3 separate regions of the Homo sapiens genome follow, and regions 1 and 2 are each linked to region 3. A link is a loop called in an ENCODE intact Hi-C map of the cell type or tissue named here. Cell type or tissue: psoas muscle. All regions are shown on one strand.

The links. A loop is a pair of places that touch in the nucleus more often than their neighbours do. Peaks named below come from ENCODE experiments on the same cell type or tissue, not always from the same donor. Only the 100,000 strongest peaks of a DNase experiment are listed, where the experiment ranks them.
Region 1: a loop joins it to region 3, with 5 times the contacts of the local background. A loop is called at or near these places in 7 of 110 quality-filtered maps.
Region 2: it touches region 3 in a loop (2.4-fold over the local background); 19 of 110 quality-filtered maps call a loop at or near these places.

What each region holds. Positions count from the first base shown.
Region 1 is chr16:67,649,801-67,657,800 of GRCh38, forward strand. CARMIL2 (capping protein regulator and myosin 1 linker 2) reads left to right here. Exons shown (of 38, transcript NM_001013838.3): 21 at 6-168; 22 at 249-350; 23 at 1,387-1,515; 24 at 1,601-1,714; 25 at 1,885-2,045; 26 at 2,121-2,208; 27 at 2,399-2,539; 28 at 2,672-2,738; 29 at 3,219-3,454; 30 at 4,349-4,449; 31 at 4,532-4,892; 32 at 4,978-5,100; 33 at 6,231-6,267; 34 at 6,428-6,499; 4 more. The coding sequence ends at 7,718. ACD (ACD shelterin complex subunit and telomerase recruitment factor) reads right to left here. Exons shown (of 12, transcript NM_001082486.2): 11 at 7,962-8,000; 12 at 7,712-7,884. The coding sequence ends at 7,806. Among named protein-coding and RNA genes, the nearest start is that of ACD, 6.5 kb to the right of the region's middle. RefSeq lists an enhancer at 3,658-4,190. In psoas muscle, a CTCF peak has its summit at 3,471 (motif pointing right); no DNase peak of the experiment used is centred here; H3K4me3 peaks cover 1,124 bases; H3K27me3 peaks cover 4,643 bases.
Region 2 is chr16:67,412,664-67,420,663 of GRCh38, forward strand. It overlaps ZDHHC1 (zDHHC palmitoyltransferase 1), which reads right to left and starts at 3,814. Exons shown (of 12, transcript NM_001323627.2): 1 at 3,508-3,814. LOC124903702 (a long non-coding RNA gene) reads left to right here and starts at 3,240. Exons shown (of 2, transcript XR_007065093.1): 1 at 3,240-3,480. RefSeq lists a silencer at 3,481-3,870 and an enhancer at 3,703-4,360. In psoas muscle, a CTCF peak has its summit at 3,871; a DNase peak (open chromatin) is centred at 3,818; H3K4me3 peaks cover 1,804 bases; H3K27ac peaks cover 2,701 bases.
Region 3 is chr16:67,257,685-67,265,684 of GRCh38, forward strand. SLC9A5 (solute carrier family 9 member A5) reads left to right here. Exons shown (of 16, transcript NM_004594.3): 10 at 634-763; 11 at 1,889-1,977; 12 at 2,136-2,262; 13 at 6,668-6,838; 14 at 7,356-7,422. LOC124903701 (a long non-coding RNA gene) reads right to left here. Exons shown (of 3, transcript XR_007065092.1): 3 at 4,711-8,000. Among named protein-coding and RNA genes, the nearest start is that of SLC9A5, 13 kb to the left of the region's middle. In psoas muscle, a CTCF peak has its summit at 3,153 (motif pointing right); a DNase peak (open chromatin) is centred at 3,167; H3K27ac peaks cover 1,374 bases.

The DNA of each region.
Region 1 (8,000 bases), 390 kb after region 3:
CCCAGGTCTGTGGTCTGGGACCGGAACCACACATCTGCTTTGGGTCTGCTGGACGTGGCGCAGGCGCTGGAGCAGAACCACAGCCTGAAGGCCATGCCTCTGCCACTGAACGACGTGGCCCAGGCGCAGCGCAGCCGCCCGGAACTGACAGCACGTGCAGTCCATCAGGTGGGCGTCCCCCTCTTCCCTTGCCCTTCTCTGCACGGTAACTCCGTCCCTCGGCATTTCTCAATACCCCTTGCCCCTAGATCCAAGCCTGTCTCTTGAGGAACAACCGCGCAGACCCTGCCTCTTCTGACCACACGACCCGCCTTCAGCCACTTGGTCTGGTCTCAGACCCCTCAGAGCAGGTCAATGTCCCCTCCCCAACCACGAGAGGTAGGGCATGAGGAGACCTGTGGCATCCGGGAGCCTCCATGAGTCAGAGGGTCTGACTTTCCTGGGGCCAGGGTGCCTGAGCCCTGCTGTCCCACACAAAGTCCCTCTCCTTGATCTGGAGGCGGCTAAACACCCCTTAAATAGCTCTCCAAATAACACCCTTGGCTGCCTAACGTTAAGCCTGTAAACAGGCTGTCCTGTTAGAGAGGAATTTTTATGTCCTTCCTCAATTTTCCCCCAATTGTAGCCCCATCTCTGTCCTCACATATACGTGACTCCCCTCCCCTCTCCATTGTGTGCCCAAACCCAGCTGCTCCTTCACTGTCTTCATCTCCCTCCACTACCTTATCTGTTGGAGATGTTTCTACCTCTCCATTCCCAAATACCTCTTCTTTCCTAAGCTTCAGAGCCCAAAGGTCTTAATCCAGACATCCTGCTGGGCTTCATGCTCTGCACTTCTCCAAGTGATGTCATCGTCGCTCACAAACCCTGTTGTCTACCCTGGAGCCCAATCCCACTGGTGCCCACAGCCACCCAGTGCTGTGGACAGAGGTTGGGGCACCCTTCCAGGTCTCTCCTGGTCACACTGGAGCCCTCATAGGCCTCCTTCGTCCTGCCTCTAGACCAACCTTCATACATGCCACTCCTTACCCCCACACCAATTATCCCTTGCTCCTCCTGGTCCCTCCTCCAGGGCTACTCACTCCCTTTTCTACCCCTCTCTCAGTCTATCCTCTGTGTGGACAGACTGAGCTTCTAAAACACAGACATGATTTACAACTCCTTTCCTTCCTATTCTGGGCACTTAGGAAGTGTATATAAAGTCCTTAAAATGAACCAAAGCAACAGATAGTTCCTTCCCTCCTTGAACAGATAGGGTTCCAAAGTGGCTGGTCTAAGGGTGTCAGCTTCAGGACCTCCCTCTGTTAAAGAGCCTGGGAGGAAGGCAGGCAGGATCTGGGAGACTGGGAGGGGGCTAGGCTGAGACTGATCCCCATTTCGCCCCAGGAAGTGAATGAATTGTGTCAGTCGGTGCAGGAGCATGTGGAGCTGCTGGGCTGTGGGGCTGGGCCCCAGGGTGAAGCCGCTGTGCGCCAGGCCGAGGATGCCATCCAAAATGCCAACTTCTCTCTCAGCGTGAGCACTCCCCCTCCTGCTACAAGGACCCTTCCCCTCTTAGTCAGGTGTCAGCTCGCAACTGCTTTTCCTCTTTGGCCCTCAGATTCTCCCCATTCTATATGAAGCTGGAAGCTCCCCAAGCCATCACTGGCAGCTTGGGCAGAAGCTGGAGGGCCTTCTGAGACAGGTGGGCGAGGTCTGCCGCCAGGACATCCAGGTGAGAGGGTACTCCTGCCCCAACCCCACCTCCGTTTGCAGGTTTGACTCCCATCCTTTAGTTTTAACTGTGATATCCCCTGACTCAATATTCTGTTGGAGTTGGAGCCTCAAGCCAGCAGCCTGGTGTCTGGCCACATCCTCACCATGCTCTGACTGACCTTTGTCTAGGACTTCACTCAGGCCACACTGGACACAGCAAGGAGCCTCTGCCCACAGATGCTGCAGGGATCCAGCTGGAGGGAGCAGCTAGAGGGGGTCCTGGCAGGCTCGAGGGGCCTCCCGGAGCTGCTCCCAGAGCAGCTGCTGCAAGATGCCTTCACTAGGCTCAGGTAGGCTGGATGGGGCTGGGCTGGGCAAGGCTGAGCAAAGCCAGCCCATTAACCCCTGTCCTCTCCTGCCCTTAGGGACATGCGGCTATCAATCACGGGGACCTTGGCAGAGAGCATTGTGGCTCAGGCTTTGGCAGGCCTGAGTGCAGCCCGGGATCAGCTGGTGAGGGGGAGATGTGCACACACTTTCGTGCAAACACACACATGCAGTGACTTGGCCATCTCCCTTGCAGGGGCTCTGTAATGTCTTCTGGGGTCATGTAGCCCAGGGCTATTTCAGGGTCCCCTTAGTTAGCATCAATGGGATCATGGCTGAGGCCCTACCTGCCATCTTTGGCTGCTTGGTATTGCAGGTGGAGAGTCTGGCTCAGCAGGCAACAGTGACAATGCCCCCTGCCCTACCAGCACCGGATGGAGGTGAGCCCAGCCTCCTTGAGCCTGGGGAATTGGAAGGTCTTTTCTTCCCCGAGGAGAAGGAAGAGGAGAAGGAGAAGGTAAGTGGTTTTAGAACACGGGGCATGGCACTCCCAGTCTTCCCATCTTGCTGTGGAGTGTGGAAGGTGAAAGGCAGCTCTTTTGGGTTGGTGCTCTCCTACCCCAGGCTGAGTTTGTGCCCTCCCCACCAGGATGACAGTCCTCCACAGAAATGGCCTGAGCTCAGCCACGGTCTTCACCTGGTCCCCTTCATTCACAGTAAGTCAGGGCCTTGGGGGAGGGAGTTTACGTGGGTGGGCTGAAGCTCCATTAGACTTGGGGACCCGGGGACCTGGATGAACTCATTCAGCCTTGTCTGGGTACCCACCAGCCCTTGACTGGGCCAGGTCGGGCCCCTTGTGCAACCTGCAAAGCTGGGGTCTGCTGTGGTCAGCCCGGGGCGGGACCTGGGCGGATCTGGGACAGGACACCGGCTCAGCTCGCCTCCCCGCGCCCCTTTCCCTACCCCAGGGACGCGCATGCTGGGCGGCGGCGCGGAGCCGCGCGCGCTCGGGGCCGCGCTCAGCACCACGGACAGCGGCGGCGGCGGGGGAGGGGCGGAGGGGCAGAGGGGCGGGGGGACGGGCGGCGTAGCCGGGCCCCTCCCCGCGCCCTGGGCGGGTCCCCCGCCGCCCTAGCGCCTCCGCCGCCACCTCCCCGGGCTCGGCGCTCGGTGCTCTTCTGGTGCTGTCCCCTCAGGTGCTGCTGAGGAAGCGGAGCCGGAGCCCGAGCTGGCGGCTCCGGGAGAAGATGCAGAGCCGCAGGCGGGGCCGTCCGCGCGCGGCTCTCCGAGCCCTGCCGCCCCTGGGCCCCCGGCCGGCCCGCTGCCCCGCATGGACCTGCCACTGGCGGGGCAGCCCCTGCGCCATCCGACCCGGGCCCGGCCGCGGCCGCGCCGCCAGCACCACCACCGCCCGCCGCCGGGGGGCCCCCAGGTGAGCACCCTTCCCCCACTCCGGAGCGCGTGGAATTGGGGATCACGGGTGGCCCGGCCGCTCCTCATGGGTGGTAGCGGTCAAGGAGAGGGGGTGGTGGGGGCCCAAGGCCACCTGGTCGTGCGGCCGCGGTCACATCCTGGCTTCTTCCTGACCACCCCCCACCCCAGGCCATGCCTGTGCGGGACCATGGGTGTGCGGGTTCCGTTCGGGGTGTGCCTGGGTGTGGGACTCCGTCTCGGGGCGGCCCGCGGCCTCCGTGGCTGCGCGAGAGAGGGTGTCCGTCCTCCCTCCCTCCCCCGGGGCTGCTGAGAGATGCCGGGCAGCCGGGTAGCCGAGCCGCGGGGCCAAGCCTGCGTCTGCTGCGCGTCCGGCGGCGGCGCGTGTGGGGAGATGCGTGTGTGGGCTGCAAGCCCGCGGGGGCAGCGGGCACTGGCGGAGGGCGGGGAGGAGCCGGCTTGAGGCCCCCCAGAGGGTCTGACGCAGCAGCCGGCGCCACTGAGCCGGCAGCAGGCCGGGTGGAGTGGGGGTGGGGTGGGGGACACTGCAGGGAACTGTTCGGAGCAGAGCTGGTGGCAAGTGGGAACGGGTGACCCCGGGGGCACGTGAGGGCTAGGTTTGCTGGTGACCGGGTGGCTCGGGCGTGTAGGATACTCTGTGGGACAAGGACGGGTGTGGACTGGGTGTGCGGGAGCCAGCAGCGAGTGAGGAGTGCGTGAAATCTGGAGTCTCTGTCCAGCAGCAGGACAGTAGGAGGCTGGTATCAGCAGCCCCTAGGGTCACCCCAGTCTGGAATCCTGGAGTTATTCAGTCCAGGCTGCCGGCCGGGGGGGGGGGGGGGTAGAAGCCAGAGTTGCACTCAACCCTGACCCCTGACCCCATGATGCCCCCCAGGTACCCCCAGCCTTGCCGCAGGAAGGGAATGGGCTCAGTGCCCGCGTGGACGAGGGCGTGGAGGAATTCTTCTCCAAAAGGCTGATCCAGCAGGATCGCCTGTGAGTGAGGGGCATCTGCTGGGGGTGGGAGAGGGTGGGATGCCTGATGGGCTTTCTCGCTCACTGCTGGGTGTCCCCACAGCTGGGCCCCCGAGGAGGACCCGGCCACTGAGGGGGGCGCCACTCCTGTCCCCCGTACACTGCGAAAGAAGCTGGGCACCCTCTTTGCCTTCAAGAAGCCTCGTTCAACGCGGGGTCCACGGACTGATCTAGAGACCAGCCCTGGGGCAGCTCCCCGAACCCGAAAAACTACATTTGGCGACCTACTGCGGCCGCCAACCCGTCCCAGCCGTGGTGAGGAGCTTGGTGGGGCTGAGGGGGACACCAGCAGCCCTGACCCTGCCGGCAGGAGCCGACCTCGCTACACAAGAGATAGCAAGGCCTACTCGATGATACTGCTGCCTGCCGAGGAGGAGGCAACGCTGGGTGCCAGACCCGACAAGGTGAGGCTTGCTGATGGGGGGTGGTGAAGGCGCTTCTGGGACCCAGGGCGCGGACTGTCTCCAACTCGAGCATCTCTGTCCCTAGCGGCGGCCCCTGGAGCGGGGAGAAACAGAACTGGCTCCATCCTTTGAACAGCGGGTACAAGTAATGCTGCAGAGGATAGGCGTCAGCCGAGGCAGCGGGGGTGCCGAAGGCAAGAGGAAGCAAGTGAGTTGAGGGGACCTGAGCATGAAGTGAGAGGGCAGATGGCATGCTGTGGGTGACATAAGTGACCAAGATGGAGGAGACTCATGACAGATAGGTCTAATTGTCAGTTCTACTCCATTCTCCTCGAAATGGTTACAGATTCGACCTTTCTTCCCTCTTGGCTTTGACCCAGGCACAGGCCACCAGCATCTCCTCTTTGGACCTGAGAAAGTCTTTTCTCTGCAGGTCTAATAGAAATCTGAGGCCTGGGCCAGGCGCCATGGCTCACGCCTGTAATCCCGACACTTTGGGAGGCTGAGGCAGGTGGATTACCTGAGGTCAGGAGTTAAGAGACCAACCTGGCCAACATGGTGAAACCCTGTCTCTACTAAAAATACAAAAATTAGCCGGGTGTGGCGGTGGGCACTTGTAGTCCCAGCTACTTGGGAGGGTGAGGCACGAGAATTGCTTGAACCTGGGAGACAGGTTGCAGTGAGCCTAGATCGTGCCACTACACACTAGCCTGGACAACAAGAGTGAGACTCATCTCAAAAAAAGAAAAAGAAAAAAATCTGACCTTGTCACTTGTGCTTGAAATAGCAAGTCCTCCAGGGGCTTCCTCTCAAGACACTGTTCAGACTCCACAACCTGCTTCAGAGCCCTGTGGGGTCTTGGCCCTGGCCACCTTAAAACCTCACTGCTTTCCTCCCCTGGTGCAAATCAGAGCCTCCACACACGTCCCTGGGTGGTCTGGATGTCCTCCCTGCCTCGCTTCCAGTCTCTAATTGTGGGTTACGCCAGGTCCCTCCTCAGCCATCCCTGCAGTGCCCATGGTTCTTCCCTGACTCTCCTCTGTGGGCCACCCTGCTAATGTCTCTCTCATTAGAGTCCCAAAGAACCCCAGCCCTCCATACCATCCATTCAATATCTTAAAAAACAAAAAACAAAAACAAACAAAAAACATGAAGTCGGCCTGAATTTAGAAATATTCAAGTGTGCAAAGAGTTCTAAGAGGGCTGTACTGGGTTTGCCATGTTCTTGTCCAGCCCATGGTGGGCATTCAGTGGCAGGATTATAAGAACAAGAACGAACAAAAGGCTAGGGTGTGGGGAGCGGGCAGGGCTGGAATCTGATTGCCCTGTTTCCTGCAGAGCAAAGATGGCGAGATCAAGAAAGCTGGCTCAGATGGTAAGTGGGACCCTGGGGTGTGGCAGTACATTTGCCAGGAGGTGTCCTTATAGACAGCCCCCAAGGCACTTGCTCTCCTTGGGGAGGAAGGGGAGAGGCCAGGTTTTTCTTCCCCTCACCTCCAAGGTCTGGTACCTGAGTCCCCAGCTCCGCCTTGCAGGTGACATTATGGACAGTTCCACGGAGGCCCCTCCCATCTCGATCAAGTCCCGCACCCACTCTGTGTCTGCTGGTGAGTGAGGGCCACTGTGTGTGTTGGTAGTGGGAGCAGGGACAGGCAGGAGTTGGGTCAGACTGTTGTTCAGACCTATCGCCAATGCCTGACCAGGTCTTGGCTGACACCTTTCTCCCTACAGACCCTTCCTGCAGACCTGGCCCAGGGAGCCAGGGGCCTGAGTCTGCCACCTGGAAGACACTGGGGCAGCAGTTGAATGCGGAGCTCAGGAGCCGTGGTTGGGGCCAACAGGATGGTCCAGGCCCTCCCTCCCCTGGTCAAAGCCCAAGTCCCTGCAGAACCAGCCCCTCCCCAGACAGCCTGGGCCTCCCAGAGGACCCTTGCTTGGGCCCCAGAAATGAAGGTAGGCAGGCACCTGATTCCCCACCCCAATCCTGGCCTCGGGGCTGGAGGAGTTCCTGCTGGGAACTCAGCTCCTCTAAGGACCCTGAGGGTGGGAGGCAAGGGCTGGAGTGGGGGCAGCTGTTGGAATACCCCTGATTCCCTGGCCTCCCTCAGATGGCCAGCTGAGGCCGAGGCCTCTCTCGGCAGGGCGGCGAGCAGTGTCTGTGCATGAGGACCAGCTCCAGGCCCCTGCTGGTGAGGGGAGACACCTCCACGTGTGCTTGAATGCAGGAGATGTGGGAGGGTGGGCTTCTGGGGCTCCCTTCATAGCTTTGGTCCTTGGAGGGAGCCACCAGTGTGTGAGGTCTCAAGAAATCAGGGAGCCAGAAGACCAGGTGCAAGGGTTTGACAGCAAGCCCTTCCAACTAGCACTGGCTCCACTTCCCGAAGAGCAGCCTCTGCCAGGGGTGAGGACGCAGGGACGGGGGATGCTCTGAAGGCAGCAGTGTGTGTGAGTGCATGCTTATGTGCACTGGAGGTGGAAGAGAGGGGCAGGGGATGGACAGACCCCAAGCCTTAGCAACCCACCCCAAGCCTTTCTGTGTCCCTTAGAACGGCCCCTGAGGCTGCAGCGCTCCCCCGTCCTCAAACGCAGGCCAAAACTCGAGGCACCTCCATCCCCAAGCCTAGGTAAGAGGGGGTCCAGGCCAGCTGGGAGGGTGGCAGGACTGCTTAGCCCAGCCCTGACCCTTCCTCTCTCTCCCTCCCTCCCCTCACAGGATCTGGCCTTGGAACCGAGCCTCTGCCCCCACAGCCCACAGAGCCCTCCAGCCCTGAGCGGAGCCCACCCTCCCCAGCCACAGACCAAAGAGGCGGCGGCCCCAATCCCTGATCCTCTCCTCTCCTGCCGCATGAGATTATTTTATTAAAAAACTCAAAGGAAGCAGAGTGTGGAGCGGTATCTGTCCTGCGTGACGTCTCACATCGGAGTTGGCTCAGACCCTGGCTGTGCATCCATCAGAAAGTGCAAGGCCCAGGCCATGAGCTGGGGAGGAAGCCTGGAAAGAAACCACCGCTGCAGGTCAATGGAGCCTGGGACTAGTGACCAAGAGTTGGGGCAGACCCAGGCACTCACCTGACAGCTTGGACCCGAGCACAGAGGGACGTGCAGGGT
Region 2 (8,000 bases), 150 kb after region 3:
CACAGCCAACTCAGCTACCTGAGACTCCCAGAACCCGAAGGGAAAGTGCACTCCACAGGAAACTTTTGTTCCCATGCATCTTGTCCTTTTGCTAGAGGACTTGTGGTTTCCATGTGAGAGATTTTCTTCTCTTTTCTTTCACTTTTTTTTTTTTAAGACGGAGTTTCACTCTTGTTGCTCAGGCTGGAGTGCAGTGGTGCGATCTTGGCTCACTGCAGCCTCTGCCTCCTGGGTTCAAGTGATTCTCCTGCCTCAGCCTCCCGAGTAGCTGGGATTACAGGTGCCCGCCGCCACGCCCGGCTACTTTTTGAATTTTTTTAATAGAGACGGGGTTTCACCATGTTGGCCAGGCTGGTCTCGAACTCCTGACCTCAGGTGATCCACCCGCCTCGGCCTCCTAGCCACTGCACCCAGCCTATTTTTTTTTTTTTTAAGAGACAGGATCCTGCTTTGTTGCCTAAGCTGGAGTGCAGTGGTGCAATCATCGTTCACTGTAACCTCAAACTCATGGGTTTATGCAAGCCTCCCACCTTGGCCTCCCAAAGCGCTGGGATTACAGGTGTAAACAACCGTGCCCAGTCGGGAGATTTTCTATCTATGAGTATTCCTAAATGAACTTTCCGTTTCCCCCAGGATCTGCTTTTGAAATAATTTTCACTGAGATTTAACAGATGCCCAGTTGAACTACCTAAAGGGAAGCTAGAAAGAAAACACTTCACGGTACACAGATTTTTACACTGCAAAAAGTCATTTACAAAAGATTCTTTAGGGACAAGTACTTTGTTTATTAAAATTCCCCACAGGTGCCAGAGAAGTCTCTGGCCTTAAAATTCTGAGAAGCAGCTCTAGCTCAACTAACGGATGCGCATCACACAACTACCAAAAATTAAACTGGAACTTCAAGCTGTTCCCAAAGACCTCTCAAGTCACTGATCTCAGATGTGGCTGGGCCCTTGCTTTCTCTCTCATAAACAACAGGTGGAAGTCTGATGCTGGTTGGACCCAGTGGCTCATGCCTGTAATCCCAGAACTTTGGGAAGCCGAGGCGGGCAGATCACCTGAGGTCAGGAATTCGAGACCAGCCTGGCCAACATGGTGAAACCCGTCTCTACTAAAAATACAAAAATTAGCCAGGCATGGACGTGGGTGCCTGTAATCCCAGCTACTCTGGAGGCTGAGGCAGAAGAATCTCTTGAACCCAGGAGGTGGAGTTTGCAGTGAGCCGGGATCATGCCATTGCACTCCAGACTGGGCAACAGAGCGAGACTCCGTCTCAAAAAAAAAAAAAAAAAAAAAAAGTCTGATGCTATGGCAAGAAAAGCTTGAAACTCCAATTATTCCTGAGTTGACATGGTTTGCAAACATTTTCTGTGCCATTCTCCTCCTGAAGCAACCACTGCAAATTGTTTGGGATACAAATGAAGCCAAGGAAAGGGGACAAGTAGGAGGGAGTAACACAGAATAGAAACAAGGCCAGTGAAGAGAGGCCAAGGTTATTGACTTTAACCAGGAAATCAACTCATGACTGCAGGAGCCAGCCTTGGGGAACACCCACCACACAAGAGTCATTAAAAACAACGTTGTGACAGAACAAAGAAAGAAAAACAAAAACAAAACAAAACAATCTGGCTAATTAAGCACCACTGTTGCTTTTACTGCATCTCATGGTGATTATCTGTTTACAAACCCGTCTCCCACAGTGAACCACCAGTTCCACAAAAGCAGAGACCACCCCTCACCCGTGTCTGAACCCAGCTCTCTTTCAGTAAAGGAAGTCAAGCCACTTTTTTACCATCTCTGCTGTCATTACCCCAATCCAAACCTCCAGCATCGCTCTCCTACAGTGTTTGCATGATAATAACCAACACCAGCATTTAGAATGCACTTATTCTGTGCCAGGCACTGTTTCAGTGGAATTCACTCATTCAATCCTCATAGAGCTCTAAGGAAGGTCCTATCATTTCCAACTGTTCTTGTAGATCCCTGTAGTCACTGATTTCAGATGTGACTGGCCTCTCACTTCCTCATAAAAAACATACAGAACACCCACTCCCATCATGAGGACACTGAGGCTCAGAGACACTAAATGAGTTATTTTAGGAGGCACAGCTAGATTGGCAGAACTAGGATGGCCCTCAACTGACTTCCCGGTATGTCTGTCACAACCATGCTGCTCAGCAGCCAGAGTGAAGTGAGCTTTTCAAACGTGAAACTCATCCAAACTCTTCTTTGGGAGGCCAAGGTGGCTGGATCACCTGAGGTCAGGAGTTCAAGACCAGCCTGGCCAACATGTTGAAACCCCGTTTCTACTAAAAATACAAAAATTAGCTGGGTGTGGTGGCAGGCGCCTGTAATCCCAGACTTGGGGGGCTGAGGCAGGAGAATCGCTTGAACCCGGGAGGTGGAGGTTGCAGTGAGCCGAGATTGTGCCATTGCAGTCCAGCCTGGGTGACAGAGCGAGACTCCATCTGGAAAATAAAAATAAAAATAAACAAAAAATAAAAAACTCTTCTGCCGCTTGCAGTGGCTCACACCTGTAATCCCAGCACTTTGGGAGGCTGAGGCAAGAGGATCCCTTGAGACCAGGAGCTCGAGACCAGCCTGGGCAAAATAGTAAGACCTCATCTCTACCAAAACCTTAAAAAATTAGCTGAGCGTGGTGGCGGGTATCTGTAGTCTCAGCTACTTGGGAGGCTGAGGCGGGAGGATCGCTTGAGCCCGGGAGCCGGAGCCTGCGGTGACCCATGTTCACACCACAGCACTCCAGCCTGGGTGACAAAGGGAGACCTTGTCTCAAAAAAATAAAAAATTGGCTGGGAACGGTGGCTCACACCTGTAATCCCAACGCTTTCGGAGGCCGAGGCGGGTGGATCACCTGAGGTCAGGAGTTCGAGAACAGCCTGGCCAACATGGTGAAACCCCGTCCCTACTAAAAATATAAAACTTAGCCGGGCGTGGCGGCGGGCGCCTGTAATCCCAGCTACTCCAGAGGCTGAGGCAGCAGAATGGCTTGAACCCGGGAGGCGGAGGTTGCAATGACCCGAGTCGTGCCACTGCGCTCCATCCAGCCTGGGTGACAAGAGCGAAACTCCGTCTCAAAGAAAAAACTAAAACTCTTCCCATGGTTTCCTTTTAAAACAGACCCTCCATGACCAACCCCTCCATTTCAATACCAGAGAGCCTAACCCGACCTGAAATCACTTTAGTCATGTATGACATCCGCTTCCCAGCCCCCTTCCTTAATGCTCTGGGTTCTGGAGACAGACCACGTCTGTTGGGAGTCCTCTGTGCCCACGCCTGGCACAGAGCCTGGCAAAGAGTAAGCGCTCAAGGAAGATCTGTGAACTTGATGCATGCTAAAAGGAAGCCCCGCGCTCTGCCGGGGCCCTGGAACTCAGGCCACCGGCTCCAGGCGGAAGCGAGCCCAAAGCCGGCCAGGCGGCAGCATCCGCTACCCCGTGGCTCAAGCCAGGCTCCGAGGTGAGAAACCGGGCGGGGACTCCTCACCTGCGCGCCGCGGAGGCCGTGCCAGATGGGCCCTGCCAAAGTCAGCCAGAGGTTCGGGCCCCACGCCTGGCCTTCCACCCTCCCCGGGGCAGCCGCGCCTCAGACCCTCGCGGTAGGGACGGTCCCCGGGACTGGGCGGCAACGCGCCCGGGAGCGGGGCCCCATCCCGGACGGAGACTGGGCCGGTGAGTCCTCGAGCTCTGGCTCTGGCTCCGGCTCCGGCTCCGGCTCCGGCTCCGGCTCCGGCTCCAGCAGGCTGGAGGGGCGGCCAGGCCAGACCCAGACTGGCTGGGCCTCGTCCGGCGCTGGGCCCGTTCCCCTGACAACGGCGCGGGCTACGGCGCCCCACAGCGGCCAAACCGCGCTGCGTCACTCCGCGCCGGTCCCCCGGCCAGGGCGGGGCTTGCCAGGGACCCTCTTGGTGCCCCAGTCGGCCCATTCCCAGATTCTTCCTAACCTTTCGTCTAGAAAATCCGCTTTTCCCTACTCCCGAGTCACAGCTTGTCTCCCCGAAATCCTAACATCTCAAAAGCGCCCCCTTCCAGTTTCTATCCTGAGACCACCGCTCTCAAGAAGAGACCTCCCCCAACCCCAGTCAACCTGCACACTTCAATGAGCGTATGTGCTGGAACATCCATGATATCCCGACCCTTCCGGGAGCTTACAGGTTAAGAGGCAAACAGATCTAGACAAATAAATTACACCACTAAAAATGCAGGTACCCCAGAATATAAAGCGAGAAGCGTAAGAGCTTAAAATAAGCAGCACAAAATATCTCATTTATTTATTGCCTTTAAATCAAGCAAAAATCAAGCCCCAATCTTCCAGGCTGATGGGAAATTCAGTCTTTTTCTATTTTTTAAACTGGTCTCTGTTACCCAGGCTGGAGTGCAGTGGCACGATCACGGCTCTCTGCAGCCTCGAACTCCTGGGCTCAGGCGATCCTCCCGCCTCAGCCTCCAGAGTAGCTAGGACTACAGGCGAACACCACCACGCCCGACTAATTTTCGCATTTTTTTGTAGAGGCGTGGTTTTGCCATGTTGCCCAGGCTGGTTTCGAACTCCTGAACTCAAGCGACCCGCCCACCTCAGCCTCCAAAAGTGCTAGGATTACAGGCGTGAGCCCCTGCCCGGCCGGGAAATTCAGTCTCAGTCTCCACTGTACTCCTTTTAGCTAGGTAATTCCAAAGGACTCATGTTTTCCTATAGCAAAAAACAACAATCAAAAACAAATAAGCAAAAAACTCTCTGGTCAGGGTTTTGTCTGGTACTGAGGCCACAACCATTGCTCCAGTCCACAAAGATTTTCAGGTTTGGGCTCTATGAGGCCATCCCTGCCTGAGGCCCCTGCCTCTCCCTGGGGCTGCCAGGGACAGACACCTGCTTCCTCTGCTCCATGGCCTGCAGCCTCCCTTCCCTTTCTCTACCTGGGAGACTTCCCTGCTAACTTGGTTTCCCTAAAAGTCCCCTCTCCTCTTCTCCTTGTGGACACTCAGAATGGAATCTTCTATGAGCTCAGGCTTTCTCAAAAGACAGGAAGACACTTTGTCTTCTGCTATCTGTCCTGTGCGCATCTCCAAGGCAGATATGACAGATAGGGAAAGAAAACATCCTTATCTCTAAAATGTATAAGTCACAAGCATACTTATTGTATGTTTTATTAGGCAACATAACTACTCCTTCTCTGTCACATGACAGGTGTGTGGGTCCTTGTGCAAGTGACATAACCTATTACTTAAATTCTTGTTTTCAAGACTGATAAACTCAAACTCAATGTGAGATAAATATCAATGCTATTCTGGCTTCAGAGTACAAGCTGACTACTTAACTCTTATCTGGAATTGGAAAACTTCGGGTCAAACAGAGATCATGACCCAGAAATCAAGGTGAAGGATGAGGCTGGATGCAGTGGCTCACACCTGTAATCCCAGCACTTTAAGGAGGCTGAGGCAGGAAAATCACTTGAAGCCAGGAGTTTGAGACCAGCCTGGGATACATAGAGAGACTCCCATCTCTACAAAAGATGAAAAAAAATAGCTGGGCCTGGTGGCCTGTGCCTATAGTCCCAGCTACTCACGAGGCTGGGGCAGGAGAAAAGAATCACTTGAGTTCGGGAGTTCAAGATTGCAGTGAATTACGATCATGCCACTGCACTCCAGCCTGGGTGAAAGTAAGATCTTATCTCTCAGCTGGTCTCAGTGGCTCACACCTGTAATCCCAACACTTTGGGAGGCCAAGGCAGGTGGATCATGAGGTCAGGAGATCGAGACCATCCTGGCTAACACGGTGAAACCCCATCTCCACTAAAAGTACAAAGTAAGCCAGGCGTGATGGCATGTGCCTGTAGTCCCAGCTACTCGGGAGGCTGAGGCAAGAGAATGGCTTGAACCCAGGAGGCAGAGGTTGCAGTGACCCGAGATCGCACCACTCTACTCCAGCCTGAGTGACAGAGTGAGACTCTGTCACACACAAAAAAAATCTTATCTCTCTCTCTCTCTCTTTTTTTTTTTTTTTTGAGACGGAGTCTCGCTCTGTCTCCCAGGCTGGAGTGCAGTGGTGCGATCTCAGTTGACTGCAGCTTCCACCTCCCGGGTTCAGGCGATTCCCCTGCCTCAACCTCCCGAGTAGCTGGGATTACAGTTGCCTGCCACCATGGGATTGCAGGCATGAGCCACTGTGCCCGGTCAGATTTTATCTCTTTAAAAAATAATAATAAATAAATAAATATTTTAAAAAACAAGGTGGGACTGGGCATGGTGGCTCACACCTGTAATCTGAGCACTTTGGGAGGCCGAGGCAGGCAGATCACTAGAGGTCAGGAGTTTGAGACCAGCCTGGGCAACATGACGAAACCCTGTCTCTACCAAAAATACAAAAATTGGCCGGGCATGGTGGTCTGCGCCTGTAATCCCAGCTACTCGGGAGGCTGAGATGGGAGGATCGCTTGAACCCAGGAGGCAGAGGTTGCAGTGAGCCGAGATTGTGCCATTGCACTCCTTACAGGCGACAGAACAAGACTCTGTCTTTAAATAAATAAATAAATGCAAATACAAATAAAAATTAAAAAACAAAGTGAAAGATGAATCCATATATTCCCATAATAAGGGGAGGGACCCAAAAGACCCTGGATCCACTTGACTCAGGGGCTTCTCTCCTGGATGTCCCATTGGTGTCTGGGATGTAACACATCCCCACATGTCCTCTTTGTCCTTGCCACAAATCTGCTCCTCCCCTTGGGCCCTCTGAAGGGCACCACCATCTACCCAGTAAGCCCATCTGTACACTTAGGCATCTTCCCATGTCTCTCCTGCTAGTCCTTGCCCACCTAAACCAGATAGTGCCTGTGACCAGGCTGCCCTCACTCTGAAACACATTCTGTGTCCATTCTTCCTGCTCCACCCCAGCCCAGACCACCAGCATCTTCCTTGCTGAGCCTGCAGCAGCCTCCAGTTCTCCCTAACATCAGCCTGCCCACTTCCGGCCCATCCTCCTCTCAGTTGCCAGACTATCCTTCCTTCTCTTTGTTAGAGGAGGTAGTAGTCTGAATGATAGCGCCACAATGATGTCATCGCCCTAATCCCTGGAATCTTTGAATGTGTTATGTGATACATCAAAGGGGATTTTGCAGATGAGATGAAGTTAAGATCTCAAGATGGAAGAGATTATCCCAGGTTATCTGAGTGAGCTCAATGTAGTCACAAAGGTCCTTATAAGAGGGAGGCAGGAGGGTCACATGGGAGAAGGACCACGTAACGACAGAGGTCAGAGAGATTTGAAGGTGCTACACTGTGGGCTTTGAAGATGGAGGAAGGGGCCTGAGCCAAGGAATGCAGGCAGCCTCTAGATGCTGGAAAAGGCTAGGGGGCAGACCCTCCTCTAGAGGCTCCAGAAGGAATCAGCCTGCTGTTACCTCGACTCTAGCCCAGGGGGACCCATTTCCAACTTCTGACCTCAAGAACTGTCAAGATGACACAATTGGCAGTGATTTGTTTCAGCAGCAATAGGAAATGGATACAGTGGTTTGCAAACAGGGTTAAGTGCACATATATATGCCCAGTGAAAGCTGTTTTCAATTGAAACAAAAATCCAAGAGACAGCTCAGATTCCTTTGACATCTTTTATTTTTTAAGCGGGCGGGAGGGGGGTGGTTGGGGGGGCAGGGGATGAGTTCTCTCTCTGTCACACAGCCTAGAGCAGAGTGCCGTGATCTTGGCTCACTGCAGCCTCCGTCTCCTGGGCTCAAACGATCCTCCCACCTCAGCCTCCTGAGTAGCTCGGACTACAGGCATACACCATCACACCTTGCTCGGGGTTTTTTTTGTTTTTTTTTTTTTTTTGTACTTTTGATACAGACAGGGTCTTGCTATGTTGCCCAGGCTGATCTCAAACTCCTGAGCTCAAGCCATCCACCCACCTCAGCCTCCCAAAATGCTGGGATTACAGGCATGAGCCATGGCGCCTGGCCTCCCTTGACATCTTTTTGCATGACTCCA
Region 3 (8,000 bases):
AGGGACAGAGCCAGGTTCAGGCTGGGTGACCTCTGCCTGAAGCCCTTCAGTGGCATCCCAGTGCTCTCAGGTTAAGACAAGGCTCCCCAGTGTGGCCTGCTTGGCCCTGCATGGTTTGGCAACTGCCAGACTCCAGCCTCATCATGCTCTGCTCTGTCTTTGACTGTCTGCCTGCTAATTCCATGGACCCTGTCTTAGATCCTCAGGACCCACCATGCTCCCCCAGCCTGGCCACTGGGACCTTCTCTGTACTAGAACACTCCTTCACCTCCCTCTCACTTACTCAGCTTCGATTCATCCTTCACAACTCACCATAGGCTTCAATTCCTTAGGGAGGACTTCCCTGGCCTCCCTGGCTAGGACGTATCTGTGTCATATTCTCTAATTATCCTTTGTAGTTCTTGTCATGGTTGCAATTTTACAGTGATTTGTAATAATTTCAGTTACTGTCAGCCTTTCCCATGACATTGTAAATTCCATGAGGGCAGGGACTAGCCTTGAGATTCTCTCTGGCTGAGGCCCATATCTAAAAAGCCAGGCCAGTGCTGACGGTGTCCTTGCCCCGTCTGAGGAAGGGCCACCTGGCCAGGCCTTGGGAATGGGACTCAGGGCCGGGCCTGGCATCCTCTGTAGGTGGGAGCAGTTTGACAAGAAATACCTGAGTCAGCTGCTGATGCGACGATCAGCCTACCGCATCCGGGACCAGATCTGGGATGTGTACTACAGGCTTAACATCCGGGATGCCATCAGCTTTGTGGACCAGGTGGGCCAGCAGCTTCCAGGTGGGCCAGTGGTGGGTGGGCAGATGGTCAGCAGAGCAGGACAGAAAGGGGTGGCAAGCAGGCTGGCCCTGAGCAGGGAGTTGGGAATTCCTAGCTGGCTCCATGGTCTGGTGAAGTGGCAGCGGCAGGAAGCAGCTGGGTCTGGTGCTGACATTCAGAGTCTGGCAGGCAGTCCAGAGAGGTGGGAAACAGCTGGACTCTGGGGTCAGCTCAACCATTATCACTTCCAAGCTTGTGACCTTGGGTAAGCACACTCTCTGAGCCTGTTTCCTTAGCTGTAAGAAAGCAGGCATAAGAGGCTGGGCACGGTGGCTCACGCCTGTAATCCCAGCACTGTGGGAGCCTGAGGTGGGTAGATCACTTGAGGTGAGGAGTTTGAGACCAGCCTGGCCAACATGGTGAAACCCTGTCTCTACTAAAAATACAAAAACTAGCCAGGCATGGTGGTGCATGCCTGTAATCCCAACTACTCTGGAGGCTGAGGCAGGAGAATCGCTAAAATCTGGGAAGCGGGCTGGGCACGGTGGCTCACACCTGTAATCCCAGCACTTTGGGGGGCCAAGGCGGGTGGATCATGAGGTCAGGAGTTCGAAACCGGCCTGGCCAACATAGTGAAACCCCGTCTCTACTAAAAATACAAAAACTAGCCAGGCGTGGTGGTGGGCACCTGTAGACCCAGCTACTTGGGAGGCTGCGGCAGGAGAATCGCTTGAACCCTGGTGGAGTTTGCAGTGAGGTTGCAGTGAGCTGAGATTGTACCATTGCACTCCAGCCTATGTGACAGAGCAAGACTGTGTCTCAAAAAAAAAAAAAAAAAAATCCGGGAACCAGAGGTTGCAATGAGCCGAGATCGTGTCACTGCACTCCAGCTTGGGTGATAGAGTGACTCTGTCTCAAAAAAAAAAAAAAAAAAAAAAAATAGAAAGCAGGCATACAAGTACCTATGTTATAGATTTTGTGAATTCGATATGTAAAGTGCCTAGCAGAGTACCTGGCATGTCAAAAGAGTAAACTAAGTGTTCGTTATTATTATTTTCTTTATTACCCCTGACTCCTGGGCAACCCTCCATCTGATTGCTGGCTGACCTTGGTCTTGACACCTGCAGGGAGGCCACGTCTTGTCTTCCACAGGTCTCACTCTGCCTTCTATGCCCAGCCGCAATTCTGTGGCAGAAACTTCTGTCACCAACCTGCTGTGAGTCCTTGAGCCCCTTCCCCTTCCTCATACTCCTCTCCATTGTGCCCTCTCTCTGAGTCCCTTCTGGGGGAGATTTGTCAGCACCTTTTCATCTGCCCTTCTCCTGGACTGCCTCCTGCCCCCTCTCCAGCACATGTGTCCCCTGCCTCCTGCAGGAGGGAGAGTGGCAGTGGAGCGTGTCTGGATCTGCAGGTGATTGACACAGTACGCAGCGGCCGGGATCGTGAGGATGCTGTGATGCATCATCTGCTCTGCGGAGGCCTCTACAAGCCGCGCCGTAGGGTGAGAGCAGGCAGGCATCAGGATTTTGAGGGGGTGGAGGTGGTCTGAGGAGAGCTTAAGAGGCAGTTGGCGCCAGCTTGTTGGAGAGCTGCAGATGCCCAGCTAAAGAGTGTGGGTTTCAGCCGGGTGCGATGGCTCATGCCTGTAATCTCAGCACTTTGGGAGGCCAAGACAGGCGGATCACTTGAGGTCAGGAGTTTGAGACCAGCCTGGCCAACATGGTAAAAATGAAACCCCATCTCTACTAAAAATACAAAAATTAGCTGGGTGCGGTGGCACATGCCTGTAATCCCAGCTACTCGGGAGGCTGAAGCAGGAAAATCGCTTGAACCCGGGAGGCAGAGGTTGCAATGAGCTGAGGTCTCACCACTGCACTCCAGCCTGGGTAACAGAGCAAGACTCCATCTCAAAAAAAAAAAAAAAAAAAAAAAGAGTGTGGGTTTTATCTCATCAGTAATAAGAAACCTCTGCTTTGTTTTTATTTTTTGGAGAAAGGGTTGACCTAATACAAGCACTGTTTAAGGATACCTTCTCTGGTAGCAGAGTGCAGATCAAATTGGAGGGGGTGAGTTGAGAAGCTGGGACAGCCAGTTGGGAAGATGGAGTGAAATATTGTGGATTAGGGCTGAGCGGTGGGAAAGAAGAGGGGCACGTAGGCCTAGGTGATTGGCTCTGATGGTGAGAGGAGGAGGAGACAGAGTACTGGGGGCCTTGAGGGTCACTGGAGAATGATGGAGTCACAGACAGAAGCAAGAGCACTGAGGAAGCCTCCTAGACCAGCTTAGCCTGTGGAAGGTGGGCATCTGTTTTAAATAATGGAAGTTAGTCCAATGCAGATCATGAAGCTTTGCGTCTGGAAAGGCCCAGCTCATCCAGGAGAGAGTCTGTTGCAACCCCACAAGAGGGCAGCAAGCCATTACCTTGCACCTTTCTAAAATGGGAAGCCAGCTGTCACCAGTTCTGGCAGTTTCAACAGTCAAAGCTCTTTCTACTGTTGAAACAGAATTGGCCTCCTTTAACTTGCACCCACTGGTCCTGATTTGACTCTTCGCAGCTCTGCAGAATACATCTTCCAAAATTTCAAGACAGTTCCCTTTCACACAGGCTCTCTTGCCCTCAGGCCAGAATCTCTTACCTCCTGGTATGTCTTCTCTGGACTTAAAAAAACAGCGCCCAGAATGGAAGTTGCTACTCTAGCTGTGGCTGGCCAGGGAAGGGCCTAGAAGCTCTGACACCATTCTAGTTCTAGAACTTGCTATTTCTCTTCCCACAGCCCAAGATCCCTCCAGCCTTGGCTCACCACCCTGGGGCCCCACATTGTCCTTAGAATCTGCTAAACTCCCAGGTCTTCCTCAGTTAATGGCTGGCAGACCCTGTCTCACTGCATCCTATGGGGTTTTTAAAAAACCTTTCTTATTCAAAATTCCAGTAGAACGAATAAAATAACTCATATTTATCTATCAACCAGCACTGAAAAATCAGTGCATGATCAATTCTATTACATTCTGCAGCCCTACCACATCCCTCCCACACTTTATCTTAAAACAAACTCCAGACATCGTATCACATCATCTCAAAATATTTCAGTATGTCTCTCTAGGTGGCAAGAACTCTTACATCCAGTCAGTATTCAATAAATATCTTTTCCCCGCTGGATGTTCAAATCAGGGTCTAAATAAGTCCACACTTAGCATTTGGGAAATATGTCTCTTCATTTAAAAAAATCTATAATAGTTCTTTTTCCCCTCTCTATCTCCCTTGCTATTTATTTATTGAAGAAGCTGGATACTTTCTCTTGGAGAATTGCACATTTTCTAGATTTTGCTGACTGTATTCCAGTGGTGTTGTTTAACATGTTCCTCCGTTCCCTATATTTCCTGGTTGTTAAATCTAGAGGCCTGATCAAATTCAGGGACATTCAATAGGTATGCTATATATTTTCTGTGGTGTCACATCAGGAAGTACATAATGATTTGGTGAGGTGTGTGTGTGTGTGTGTGTGTGTGTGTGTGTATGTGGTGTTTATGTATAAGATTGGTCAATGGGTTCAGTCCAATCGGTTCATGTGTAGTCTGTTTTTTAAAAATCTGGAATAAGTTTGTGTGTATCCTGTTAAATGTCATCTTATTTGCTTTAGCCCATCATCCCATTGTTTGGTTCCCATGTCTGCCACCAAATGTCTCCTTCTTAGATTCATATCATCTGAAAATTTGTTAAGCCTGTTAACTTTGTATTCATCCAAATCCACATAAACATGTTGAACAGGATAGAGCTGAGGACAGAGCCCTGTGGCATGCTACTAAAGACTTTCCTCCAGACTGACATGGATCAAGCATTTTTGGGGTATGGTAACTCAACCAGTTCTGAATCCACTTAGTATGATAACACAATCCACAATTTCTCATGTTCTTCATCGAAATATCATTAGAGAGAGACAGAGATATCTAGTTTTCAGTTAGAAAGATAAGATTATAGTTTAATAGAGAGATAAGGGCTGGAGAGAAATTTGGAAGCAATCTGTATCAGGTTTTGTCACCTGGCTACCACAGAATCCCCTGGGGAACTTCCTGGCTTCACCTGGAGATTCTGATTCTGTAGTCTGGAGTGGGACTAAGAATCTGTGTTCTTACTAAGTTCCCCAGGTGATTCAAATGCAGCTGGTCTGATGACTGATGTTGGGGGACCACAGATCTGTATCACTGGGATAGCTGGGGCAGAGAGAATGGATAAGTTCTCTGAGGAGAGTGTTTCATGGGGCGGGAGGAGGGCTAAGGATAACACTGAGGAGTGCGCATGGGAGAAAAGGAAAGAGAGCCAAAGACAAGGAACCCTTGGAGAAGCAGTGGCAGGTGGTGCCTCAGGCCTGGGGCAGAAAGAGGGCTGGATGCTGCGCAGAGGCCTGGCCAGCACCTAGGCAGAGCCCACAGCACTGGTGACCAGCAAGAAGGCAGCACTGTGGAGTTGTGGACCCTGGAGTTGCATTTCTGGTTTTTAAGGAAATAGTGGGTAGGAGAGAAAGTGTCAGAATCAAATTATAAAAGTGTAGCAGCAAAAGGGAGACAATGGTGTTCAAGGGAAGACTTTCTTTAAGGAGGCAAGGGCAGGAGCTTGAAAACAGAGGGGAGGGAGCCAAGTGGTGAGGTAAGGAGTGAAGATACAGGAGAGTGGAGGAATAGGAGGCAGCAGGAACTGCTGGAGGCAGGAAGGAGGGAACTGAGCAATGTGGAGGCCGGGGCTGGGCAGCAATGAGCCTTGTGAAGGAGATGGACCCCTTCTCCCCAGGAGAGAGGGTACCTCCTGGTGCATAGGTAGATGAGGAGGGCAGATGGAAGACTTGAAGGGGGCTCTTAGAACTGGTTCAGGGAAGCAGAAAATATGAGATAAAGGGACCAGACTTGGGATTTGAGGCAAGATAAGATGATTTGGCAGGCACTGGGAAGCATTTCAGGGGATTACCACTAGATGATGAAAAGGTGCTAAGCAAGGAGGGTAGAGGCAGAGGCAGTCTAGGTGAGTGTGTAGCGGGCTTGGTGTTGATAAGAGTTAAAAAGAGCATGGCCAGGCGCAGTGGCTCATGCCTGTAATCCCAGGACTTTGGGAGGCCAAGGCAGGCAGATCACTTGAGGTCAGGAGTTCGAGACTAGCCTGGCAACATGGTGAAACCCTGTCTCTACTAAAAATACAAAAATTGGCCGGGTGTGATGGCAGGCACCTGTAATCCCAGCTACTCGGGAGGCTGAGGCAGGAGAATTGCTTGAACCCCAGAGGCGGGGGTTGCAGTGAGCAGAGATCGTGCCATTGCACTCCAGCCTGGGTGACAAGAGCAAAACTCCGTCTCAAAAAAAAGAAAAAAAAAAGCAGATGATGGGGGTGATCCTGAATTATTGGGACTGAGAAGGTCCAGGGTGTCAGGGGAGATAGTTATGAAAGTTCAAAGTGCAGCCCAGGATATCATGGTGGTTCTTGTAGAAATGGCTAGATAGGAGATTCCAGCTGGAGAAAGGATCCTGTGTAGCTAGAAGGGGGCAGGTAGGCTGGGTGTGTGGGCGAAGCTCAGATAAATGGAGGTACAAAGAAAATGTCCCCCATGTTGTCACAGTAGTAGAACAAGACAGAGGGTCACCTTCAAACCAGAGAGAATCGGGAAAGGATGGCAAGGGTTGGGGAAGGCCAGGTTTGGGGGAATAAGTTCTGGGATAAAGGGAAGCTTTTCCCAGGGAACTGAGAACACAGGGTCTCTGGCTGGGTTCCTGTTGTATTTTTTGTTTTGTTTTTCAATCCATTGTTAATTCTGGAAAAGCTGGGCTGGCAGGTCCTGTGGTGAATATGTTGGGGCTGTGGCCTGGGGTTCTTGTGGGAGGCCAAGGCATCCATCCTCATAGCCAGGCGGGGCTGTCATTGCCAGTACAAAGCCAGCTGCAGTCGCCACTTCATCTCAGAGGATGCGCAGGAGCGGCAGGACAAGGAGGTCTTCCAGCAGAACATGAAGCGGCGGCTGGAGTCCTTTAAGTCCACCAAGCACAACATCTGCTTCACCAAGAGCAAGCCACGACCCCGCAAGACTGGCCGCAGGAAGGCATGTCTTCCCTCAGGGACTCCTCTTGGGAGCTGGAGGCTGACAGCAAGCAGTTTTGAGCCCCCTAGTGTTAGGATCCAGCTTAGGGGGAACCCCAGTTGGGACAGTCCTCAGGGGCTTGATGACTACAGCAGTTTGGGTTCCCTTTTAGATGTTCCTGGAGTCCCAGAAGGGTAAGGTGAGACCTTCAGAGGGGGAGCAGCCTCTTGGCCATGTGGTCACCTGCTGGGAGGCAGCAGGGCCGCCTACCAAAGATGAAAAAGGCAGGAGAAAAGGAGATTCCTTTGAGGGGCAACTCCATGAGCTCCTAAGTCAGCCCACGCTGATGCATCCAGATTTCTTACTGGGGCATGGGTCACTCTTGCCTGGTTGGCCAAGGGATGGTAGAACCACTGGGACTGACATAAATTCCCTCCCCTGCTGGGTTAGGAAAACTTGTCCTGTTGACCCCACCAGATGACAGGGTTGGGGTGGGAAGCCGGGGCCAGAGGCTCAGGTTTTCTTTCTTGGTCCTCAGAAGGATGGTGTGGCGAATGCTGAGGCTACAAATGGGAAACATCGAGGCCTGGGCTTTCAGGACACAGGCAAGCAGGGAGCAGTGTGGGATTGAGGATGGGAGGGAGGAGGGAAAGGGCTGGGGCTTGCCAGCCAGAATCCTGGAGGACCCGCTGTAGGGTGCATTCAGCACCGTGACCTGGGGCTCTTCCTCCAGGGACTTGATTTCCAAGTTGGAAATGTTCAAAGCAGTTATTAGACAATGCGTGACAGGAGGCATCTGATTGCTAACTATGGGTTACAGGCCCCGAGGACTTGGAAAATGTGTCATGGAGATGGGGGAGTTTGGTCTGGGCCTTGGAGGATGGGTGGACTCTGGGGCCCAGTGTCCTGTCTGCAAAGCCAATTTTGTTTTGTTTTTTTGAGACAGAGTCTCACTCTGACAAGCTAGAGTGCAGTGGTGCCATCTCGGCTCACTGCAACCTCTGCCTCCTGGGTTCAAGTGATTCTTCTGCCTCAGCCTCCCAAGTAGCTGGGATTACATGTGCACGCCACCACACCTGGCTAATTTTTTTTTGTATTTTTGGTAGAGACAGGGTTTCGCATTGTTGGCCTGGCTGGTCTTGAATGCCTAACCTCAGGTGATCCGCCTGCCTCAGCTTCCCAA